Regions from separate parts of the Homo sapiens genome. Here region 2 is linked to region 1. Evidence: chromatin contacts called from ENCODE Hi-C or POLR2A ChIA-PET data. All regions are on one chromosome and are shown on one strand. The core of a region is the stretch at or near the end of the contact, and the rest is flanking DNA. Distances in the headings are between cores, read along the strand shown.

Region 1 (4,385 bases), core at 1,276-3,775:
AAAAGGATACTGACCCAGCCAAATATGATAAATCATAAATGTATTTCTCATATACTATAATCTCTATGTTCTGTTCAGTGTCTTTGTTCTTAGGTGGCATAATAATACTACATCATATTATGAGGTTTTGCCATGTTGCCCAGGCTGGTCTGGAACTCCTGGCCTCAAGTGATTCACCTGCCTTGGCCTCTCAAAATGCTGAGATTATAAGCTTGAGCCACCATATCCAGCCAGCTCGTTTTCTTAAGAGGAAGTTTAGTTGATAGAGAATTAGGGATTTCATCTGAAAAGAAGTAAAGGTAATTTATACATATTGGGGAAATTTTGGCATGACCTGATGCTTTCAGGTATTTATAACCCAGATCTCTTTATAAGTATTTCTTTATTCATTCCACTCTATTTGAGGGCCTATCATATGCCCAACACTTTATACAGCCTTGGGAATACACAGTTGAGAATAGCACAGGGATACTCCCTGCATTCAGAGAGCATACAGTTTGAGGGTAGGACAGACATTAAATAAAGGACACAATCTGTAGGTGAATTTAAGGAAAGAACCAAGATGGGATTAAACACTATTCTGCTTCTTACTGACTGGTGACTATATTTCATCATGATATTAACAGCATTATAAAACACCTAGGAAAAGTCAACAAATTATAATACATTTCAGTCTGTCAAGCAGTTTTGTTTAAGGCAGCTTTAAAAAATCCTGACGTCTAGGACACAACCAAGACCAGATAAGGCAGACTTTGGGGTGGGACCCAGGCATCAATATTATTAAAGCTTTCCAGGTGATTCCAATGTGCAGCCAAGGTTGAGAATCACCGATTTCAGGGGAAGTTTACACGTTTTTAATTTCTTTTGTATAAACATATAAACTTATTTTCCATTTTATCTAATATCCAAAGGCCTTCTAATTCATATGCCCACTTAGTCACAGAAAATATTTATGCCTCATCACCAAGTGTAAAATTTCTGGGTGGGGACATAACCTGAGCTAAGTAGCTGGAATATAAAACTGGCTATTTCTAATAGTAATCTCAAAAAAAAGGAGGCAAGTTGTTTATTTAATACTTATTTTGGCTATTACTTTATGCTTAAAAGTCCAATATAATTACATGTGATGCTAAACAAGAGTCATGTGTATCTGAGTATTGCATCATTGAGGGTAACTGCCACACCTCCCTATAGTTACAGGCTAATGTTCCTACCTAAAGCAAAATATTAAACTGATCCTCTACAATTCTTCTTATGTTGCAGGGTTTATCTAACATGCTTATGGACAGGGACAAGCATTAGGATTGAAAGAACCACTCCAAACACTATAAACAGAATATTAAAAATCTTATTGTTACCAAATAGGCAAAAGAAAAATAACATAAGCAAAGACTAGAGGTTTTCCAAAGTTTTCCTCAGTTATTTTATTCTTTGATTATAAGGCCATCTCAGGCTGTAATGTTTGGAATTTGGCCTGTTGGCCTCCAAAACCAAGGGCAAGCCATCTGGCTCCAAGCACAATGAGCTCCAATTATGGCACCATTGAATTTTTTTCTCTTTCTTTTTCCTTTGTGGATAAGACTAAGTTTTGCCATTTTGTTCTCAAGTTTCTAAGTTTTATTTTTGCTTTAGGACTCTCCCCACAGCAGCAATTCTTGCAATTACACGTTTATGTTCTGAACTCACAAGTAAATCCTATAAAAATACTCCCTTATCCCATGTTAATTACTCAAAAATCAAACCAAAGGAGCAAGTCCGTAGTAGCAAAGGGTTTTCTGCAAAGCAGAAGATACATGAAGGAATTCCTTACGGCTCCATCCTACTTTATAATCAGGGTGTGATTTTACAGCATTTAGAAAGAAATAAACAAAGGATACATCATTCTTTAAAACTTTATTTTGTCTCCTTATTTCCAAGAGTCAAATAACTACAGAACCATGAAAATTGACTCAACAAATCCTACAGCAACTCCTCTTTGTCAGGTCCCATGTTAGAACCAGAGTTTACAACACAGTATGAGAGAAGCGAGAACCTGCCATCATGGACTGTAAAGCCATAAAGTAAATAACAGAAATATAAATGACTTCATGTGTAAAGAGAAGTCATTAAGCAACCTTATTGCTCCAAATTCCATTGCTTTTTACCCTGCTCCCCAGCTCCTAAATTATCACACAAGATCATGTTCTCCCTCTCTCCCTCCTCCTCCCCTTCTGCTCTGTAGTTTAAAGCTCAACTTAACTTCTAATTCTTTAAACTCCATCCTGTTATCTTCTTTAGGGGCTGAATGGGCTGAATGGGAGAAGGGTGTGTGATTTCCTTGTGTATTGGTGAGGTGCAAAGAATGGAAACAAACTCTATCTTATTTAAGCAGGAAAAAAATGACATGAAAGGATATTGGAATTTCACATTCCTTGGGAAGTTAAACAAGCAGGAACAAAGGAAAGCTCTGCAGCCATGGCCACAGCCAGAGATGCAGCACAGAGCCTCCAGGTGAGGACACGCTGCCCCTACCCTGACACGTGCACCCAGCACCGGACCCACCACCAGAGGGCACTCCTGCTGCTGCCCTCCAGGAACTCCTCCCTATTTATGCCTCCGCAGCTTCTTTAACTCCAGATTTAAAAATTCCAGGCACTACATTAGATAGACCTAATTCCATGGGAGCTACAAAAGCAATTTCTGAGAATTTTCTGTTTCTACGGTGGTAAGGAATCTTCTGTGTCTATAGGGGGTGGACTCTGCTTCCCACCAAGACTTTTATGGCAGGGAATTTCCAAAATAGAGAAAAGGAGGTAAAATGCTGGAGACTTTTGCTTTTGCTTTTGTTTTTTTAATGACAAGCAGTCCCTCTTCCACAAATTTCTCAGGTAATTGTTCAGAAAATGTCTTGTGGACATATTCTCCTTTCCTGATTCCCATCTAAGGGAATTGGATTTTTATGGTCATCCCTAAGTAAATAGCCTGTCTAATTTCACAGAGAAGTCTAAACTTCCTGTTATCCAAATGCTACTCCCTGGGAGTCCTCTACCTTACCCAAGGCTGAAAGGACAGAATATTTTTTCTGGGTGATTTTCCCCACACAACCCTATCCACTACAAAATGGCCTCCACTTCACACTCAACTTCCTGCATTATTTTAAAATCTAGCTCAGGGCAAAAGTACACTGGGTTTCATTACTGTGTGAGATACCATCATCTTCCTCTTTCCTTCCTTTGTTGGCCCAAGAGCCGTGTCTAGTGTACTTTGAATTTTCCTTCTTTCATCAGGCCTCTGACCATTTTCCCTTCCATGAGTACAATTTCTAAGTAGTCATGATGTTACGTGCAGATAGATTCATCAAATAAGGAGAAGCCACCTAACACAAAGTCTAAGACTTTATAAAGTAAGCAGCAATGACCTTGGTTAATTCTAGAAAATAGTTGATGTCTGAGTTCCTCCGAGGTCTCCCAAGCCACCTGCTTTCCTCCCACATCTGATACTCCTCACCCCCAACCCCTTTTGCTTAATATCCTCCAGAAATAATCTGGAACTCAATAATACTAATAGGTGAATGATTGACACTAAAAGAAATCCATCTTTGAGAACTCCTCAAGTGCTTTAGGGCTTTTCTGAAAAATACTTTCCCTCCAACAGTGAAGATTCAAAACTAACCAAAGATCTCTGCATTTCCTTTTTCTATGTGTCCACAAATTATTTCTAATAAAAGGTCCAAGATAAGAATCAAACACCAATGACAGATATTTTGGATAAAATCTGTAATTCGATTATTGGTTGCTGAAATTTTGATTGACTTTTTCCCTCAGTCATGATTTTATTACAAACTTTCCCCAAAGAGTTACCAGCCCCTACAATTAAGAGTTACATACCAAGTTTACTTTAACAAAAAATCCTGAAACAAAAGTCACTGCGATTTCTGGCTAATTTTATCACTTAGGTGTATAATGCCCAATAACCTGATCCCCTCACTCAATACAATAGCCTAATTGACAGTACAAGCTCAGCCGGGCACGGTAACTCATGCGTGTAATCCCGGCACTTTGGGAGGCCAGAGTAGGAGGATTGCTTGATCTAAGGAGTTTGAGAACAGCCTGAGTAAAATAGTGAGACACTCAACTCTACAAAAAAACTAATAATAATTAGCTGGGTGTGGTGGTGCACACTTGTAGCCCCAGCTACTTGGGAGGCTGAGACAGGAGGATTGCTTGAGCCCAGGTGATTGTAGCTGCAGTGAGCTATGATCATATATCACCACACTCTAACCTGGGCAACAGAGCAAGACTTGGCCTCAAAAAATAAAATAAAAATGAAAAAGTACAAGTTCATATTCATGTTAGGACTTATTCTGATAACAAAATGCACTATCCTATCAAGAGGAACCCCACTGG
Region 2 (4,394 bases), core at 1,152-3,651, 610 kb after region 1:
AGACTGTTTTTTTTTTTTTTTGCAGAACATAAACAATGGGGCTTGGGGCGTGGCTCACACACTTTGGGAGGCTGAGGTGGGCGGATCATTTGAGGTAAGAAGTTCGAGACAAGCCTGGCCAACAGAGCAAAACAAAAATTAGCTAGGTGTGGAGGCACGCGCCTGTAGTCCCAGCTACTCCGGAGGCTGAGGCACCAGAATCACGTGAGCCTGGGAGGCGAAGGCTGCAGTGAGCCGAGATCGCGCCACTGTGCTCCGGCCTGGGTGACAGAACAAGACTCTGTCTCAAAGAAAAAAAGAGAAGAAAAGAAAGAAAGGAACAATGGGTTCGAGTTAAATATAACTTTATCAAAAAAGCATTTATATGAGTGTAGATTTAGAGACCAAAAGAGGTTGTATTGGCCGGGCGCTGTGGCTTACACCCGTAATCCCAGCGCTTTGGGAGGTCGAGGTGAGCAGATCATCTGAGCTCAGGAGTTCGAGCCCAGCCTGGCCAACATGGTGAAACCCCGTCGCTACTAAAAATAGAAAAATTAGCTGGGCGTGGTGTAATCCCAGCTACTCTGGAGACTGAGGCACCAGAATCGCTTGAACCCGGGAGGTGGAGTTGCAGTGAGCCGATATCGCGCCACTGCACTCCAGCCTGGGCAACAGAGTGACTCTGTCTCAATAAATAAATAAATAAAATAAATAAATAAATAAATAAACATCGTCTCAGGTTTTTGCCTTTTAAGACACTGCACACTAAAAATTAAAAAAAAAACAACTGGATTAGAATCACTCACAGATAATGAACTTAGAAAAAGAAAAATTCTGAACACAAAATACCACATAACACTGGGTTAAGAAAAGTGTGAGATCACAAAGGTCAGCTGTGTGACTTTTGTTGTGTTATTTAACATCCTAGTGCTTTTAGTTTTTTCATCTGTAAAACAGATAGAGGCTGAAAAGGGAGGATCATCTGAGCCTAGGAGGTCGAGGCTACAGTGAGCTGTGATCGTTGTCACTGCACCAAGCAAGACCCCCTACGCTCTGTCTCCAAAAAAGGGAGATAAGTATTAAGGTTTTATGAAGGTTAAATAAATGTCAAGGGCTAACGACTACATCCTGCATATACAAGCTTGATCAATGTTACCTATAGTTACAATTATCATCTTTAACAAATCCTGAAGTATTAAATCTGAGACATTTGTTCAACAAACTAATGTCTACCCAAACCCATCCAAACAAAATGCACTGATTACTTCATTACCTCATAATTTAATCTTCGCATTTGTCTGTCCTTACAGGAATTTAATTCAGATATTGGTTTAAAGTGGAAAATAAATGGAAGAATTTGATTATCCAATAGTTCGTAAACGAATAAACTTGATGATGTTTATAAACCGAAAAGAACTTTAGAAACTATTCAGTAATTTCGTTATTCACAGACGAAGTAACCAAGATTTGAATGAAATAACTTTTCTGTAGCCATATTGGAGAGTGACAGCACTGTTCCTAACAAAATTTCTTAAATGGGACTATAAACTATTAACTAATTCTGACAGTTTGAATATTCATTAACTGTGGAGAGTGAAGATGGTTAAGAAGCCAAGGACACTTGCTATCCTCCCTTACAACTGGTTCCCAAGGAGTCAAGTAACTTCAGAGCTGTATTTTTTGACAATCAAAAAGTCACAGTAATCGTACCTTTTCTGCGTATATACAATGCTACACAGTTCCCAAACGCGTTTTTCACATCATTAGGGGAAAGATTATTAAAACATTCAGAGTTACGAATATCAAGCTGGGCGCCGTGGCTCATGCCTGAAATCCCAACACTTTGGGAGGCCGAGGCGGGAGGATGGCTTGAGGCCAGATGGAGACCAGCTTGGGGAACGAGGCGAGACCCGTGTCTACTCAAACACCCCGCCCCCGCAAAACCAAACAACAAAAACAGTAACTGATATCTTTTACATTTACTTCTTGTTCTTAAAAAAAAACGCTCAAGGCGATTTCTCAATCACTCCTTATCACTTCTGCAAATAATTGTATTATTCCTTATTTACGCAGCAGCGGCAAAATTTGAGGAACACTAGCGAATGTGTCCAGAGCAGCTCATACTCGCTCGCCAAAACCCAAGCGCAGCACTAAAGAAACGGGAGACCCGGCTTCGGGTGACTCGTCCCCCCTTCCAAACGTCAGCACAGTCGAAAACGTGCACCCCGCAGCCTCCACTGCCGCGAGCCACACGCCACCTCCAGAGGGCCGGGGCCTACAGCCTCAAGGGGCCGCCCAAGGAGGCGGACCTGGCGCAGCCCAGGCGTCCGGCCCCTCCCCGCGGCTGGCCCGGCCTCCGGGGAAGCCCCCTTGGTCCCACCCAGGGCCAGGGCCCGCCCCCAGCTTCGCCGGCCTCCTTCCTGTGGGAAGTGCGGCTCCTTTCGCGTCCCCCACCCTCTCGGCTCCGCCTGGCAGCAGCTCCGCCGCCCAGAGGCGTCCGAGACCCTCCGACTCGTGGGTACGCATAGGCCTCGCCAGCGAGCCTTGCCCAGGCAACGAGTCGCCAGCCCGCCCCCTCGCCGCGGGCTAGGTCTCACCTCGCCACCAGTACGTCTTGGACAAGTAGTGCCAGGTCTGATGCCGGGTGTGGTGAGTGCCGCCGGGACCCAGGTGCGCCGCCTCGATGAGGTCCCGGCGTCGCTCCGGCTGCAGCACCACCTCCAGCTCCGCGAAGGTCTTGCGGTGCCGCTGCCGCCGCTGGTAATACAGAGTCCCGCCGCGCACCACGTAGCAGGCGGCAGCTTTTCGGATTTTACGCTTGACATTGCCCTCGGTGCCCGGCGCATACGGCTCGCGCTCGTTCGTCAGGTAACGCAGGATGGCCCGGTAGCTTTCCTCGCTTGACATCGCGGACCGCGGCTCCCTGAGGGCGCCTGTCAGGGACAGGTGAGGAAAACGGCCCGCTACCTACGGGCGGCTGCAGGAGGAGCGGCGGCACCGTAGGGAGAAACGGCTGCGCCTTTGGCGAGCGCTCTTCGACGGCTCCCTTAGTCCGAAGGAAAAGCGGGCGAGTTGGTAACCAGGGGGAACTGCACTTCTCCAGCGCGCGGGATCCGCTGGCGACTGACAAAATGGCTGCTGCACCACCGGAAGTGACGCAAGGCAAGGGCGGGGACTGAGCCCTGATTGGAGCGCACTCTCGTTTTCTGGCTTGATGGAGCCGATCCAGTGACGTCAGGAATGCGGGTGGACATTTTGGAAGCGGGTAGGACCCTTCACTGCAGTTCGAGGGAGTCTTTAAGCAGACATCTTAAGTCCTGGCAGTTTCTCTTTTCATTTTTCCCTTTTCCACGCTTTCTAAGGAGCCACGTGTAGGGGGAGCTGGTGGACAGTTGAGAGTTCAGCCGAAACATCCAGAGGGTTAGGAGTCCGTTTTTACGTTTGAGACTCCCAACATCATAAAAGCATATTTTCAGGCTTCTGGAAAAATATTAGTCTCTTGACACGGGACCAGAGACAGCCCATTTACATGGAAATTTAGATTCCAGTTAACAGTTATAAAATTTTCAGTGCCTCCCTCAGTGATGAGTTATTGTTTCTAAACTTGCACCTGCTAGCTCCAGACTACTCAAGGAAGAGTCGAGATTCTTTTGGAATTATCAGCATTTATAGTCAATGTTATTGCGAGTGGAAAAGGGGGTCGGTAACACTATTTTAAGGCTTTATTTACATATATTTTTACACAAACGTAGGGGAAAAGGTTCTCCATTTTGCACCAAATATATATGAGGGTGCAAGAAGGGGAGCGGACTTGAGCTGCGTCTCCCAGTGCGTGCTGAGGATGCTAATACAGGTATTTAGCTGGTAATCCCGGAGCAGCGACCCCGGTCACCCTTTCCTGGGACGAATCTGCAGCGCTCACAGGGGCCCAGGGCTGACATCCCTCCTCGGGGACTGGGGTTGGACACTGTCGCCGCTTTGCTAAAGCCAGAACATTTCAGGCCGAGGGCTCCAGCTGCAGACACGGCCTAGTACACTTCTCCACCGGAGGGTCTGTAGTCTCTGGGTGAGGCCCTTTGACGCTCCTAGAAGTAGCTGACGGGCAGACAGGTGAATACAGTAGGCTCGAAAACAGAATCATACAGCCAGCCTCTGGTGTTAGGGGCGTGTTTTTGTGTGTGTGCACACGCAGTAATTCCCGGATGGCCCGGACATCCTTGAAAGATTCCAGGTGCGGGGACATGAGCTCTCAAGGCCCAGAAGAAAAAAGAAACTACCAGGCTTGGGATCTACTTAGTTGCTGAGTTTGCCACTATAGCTCAAAGGAGGAATTTAAAAATGGAGATGCACCTCTTTCCCCCATGGGGTCGGGCAGTGAGAGCAGAAGACCAAATGCACCCTCTGCGAACCCAGGA

The links. Hi-C counts contacts between places; a loop is a spot of excess contacts on that map. ChIA-PET counts read pairs that join two places held with the same protein, here RNA polymerase II (POLR2A). Pooled maps may share reads with other maps.
Region 2: a loop to region 1 is called in a pooled map, with 11 times the contacts of the local background. The contact joins the promoter of ZBTB11-AS1 here to the enhancer-like site in region 1. A Hi-C loop is called at or near these places in 7 of 50 pooled maps. POLR2A ChIA-PET finds 5 or more read pairs at or near these places in 2 of 52 experiments (K562 and activated CD4-positive, alpha-beta T cell).

The regions. Positions count from the first base shown.
Region 1 is chr3:101,067,914-101,072,298 of GRCh38, forward strand. No RefSeq gene overlaps it. Among named protein-coding and RNA genes, the nearest start is that of ABI3BP, 77 kb to the left of the region's middle. Within about 2 kb of position 2,526, at least 6 of the 41 ENCODE cell types and tissues checked have a DNase peak (open chromatin) inside an H3K27ac peak, as active enhancers do.
Region 2 is chr3:101,674,029-101,678,422 of GRCh38, forward strand. It overlaps ZBTB11-AS1 (ZBTB11 antisense RNA 1), which reads left to right and starts at 2,402. Exons shown (of 1, transcript NR_024407.1): 1 at 2,402-4,394. ZBTB11 (zinc finger and BTB domain containing 11) reads right to left here and starts at 3,104. Exons shown (of 11, transcript NM_014415.4): 1 at 2,577-3,104. The coding sequence starts at 2,886. LOC124906262 (endogenous retrovirus group K member 5 Gag polyprotein) reads left to right here and starts at 2,417. Exons shown (of 3, transcript XM_047449415.1): 1 at 2,417-4,210. RefSeq lists enhancers at 1-348, 2,242-2,796 and a silencer at 2,156-2,525.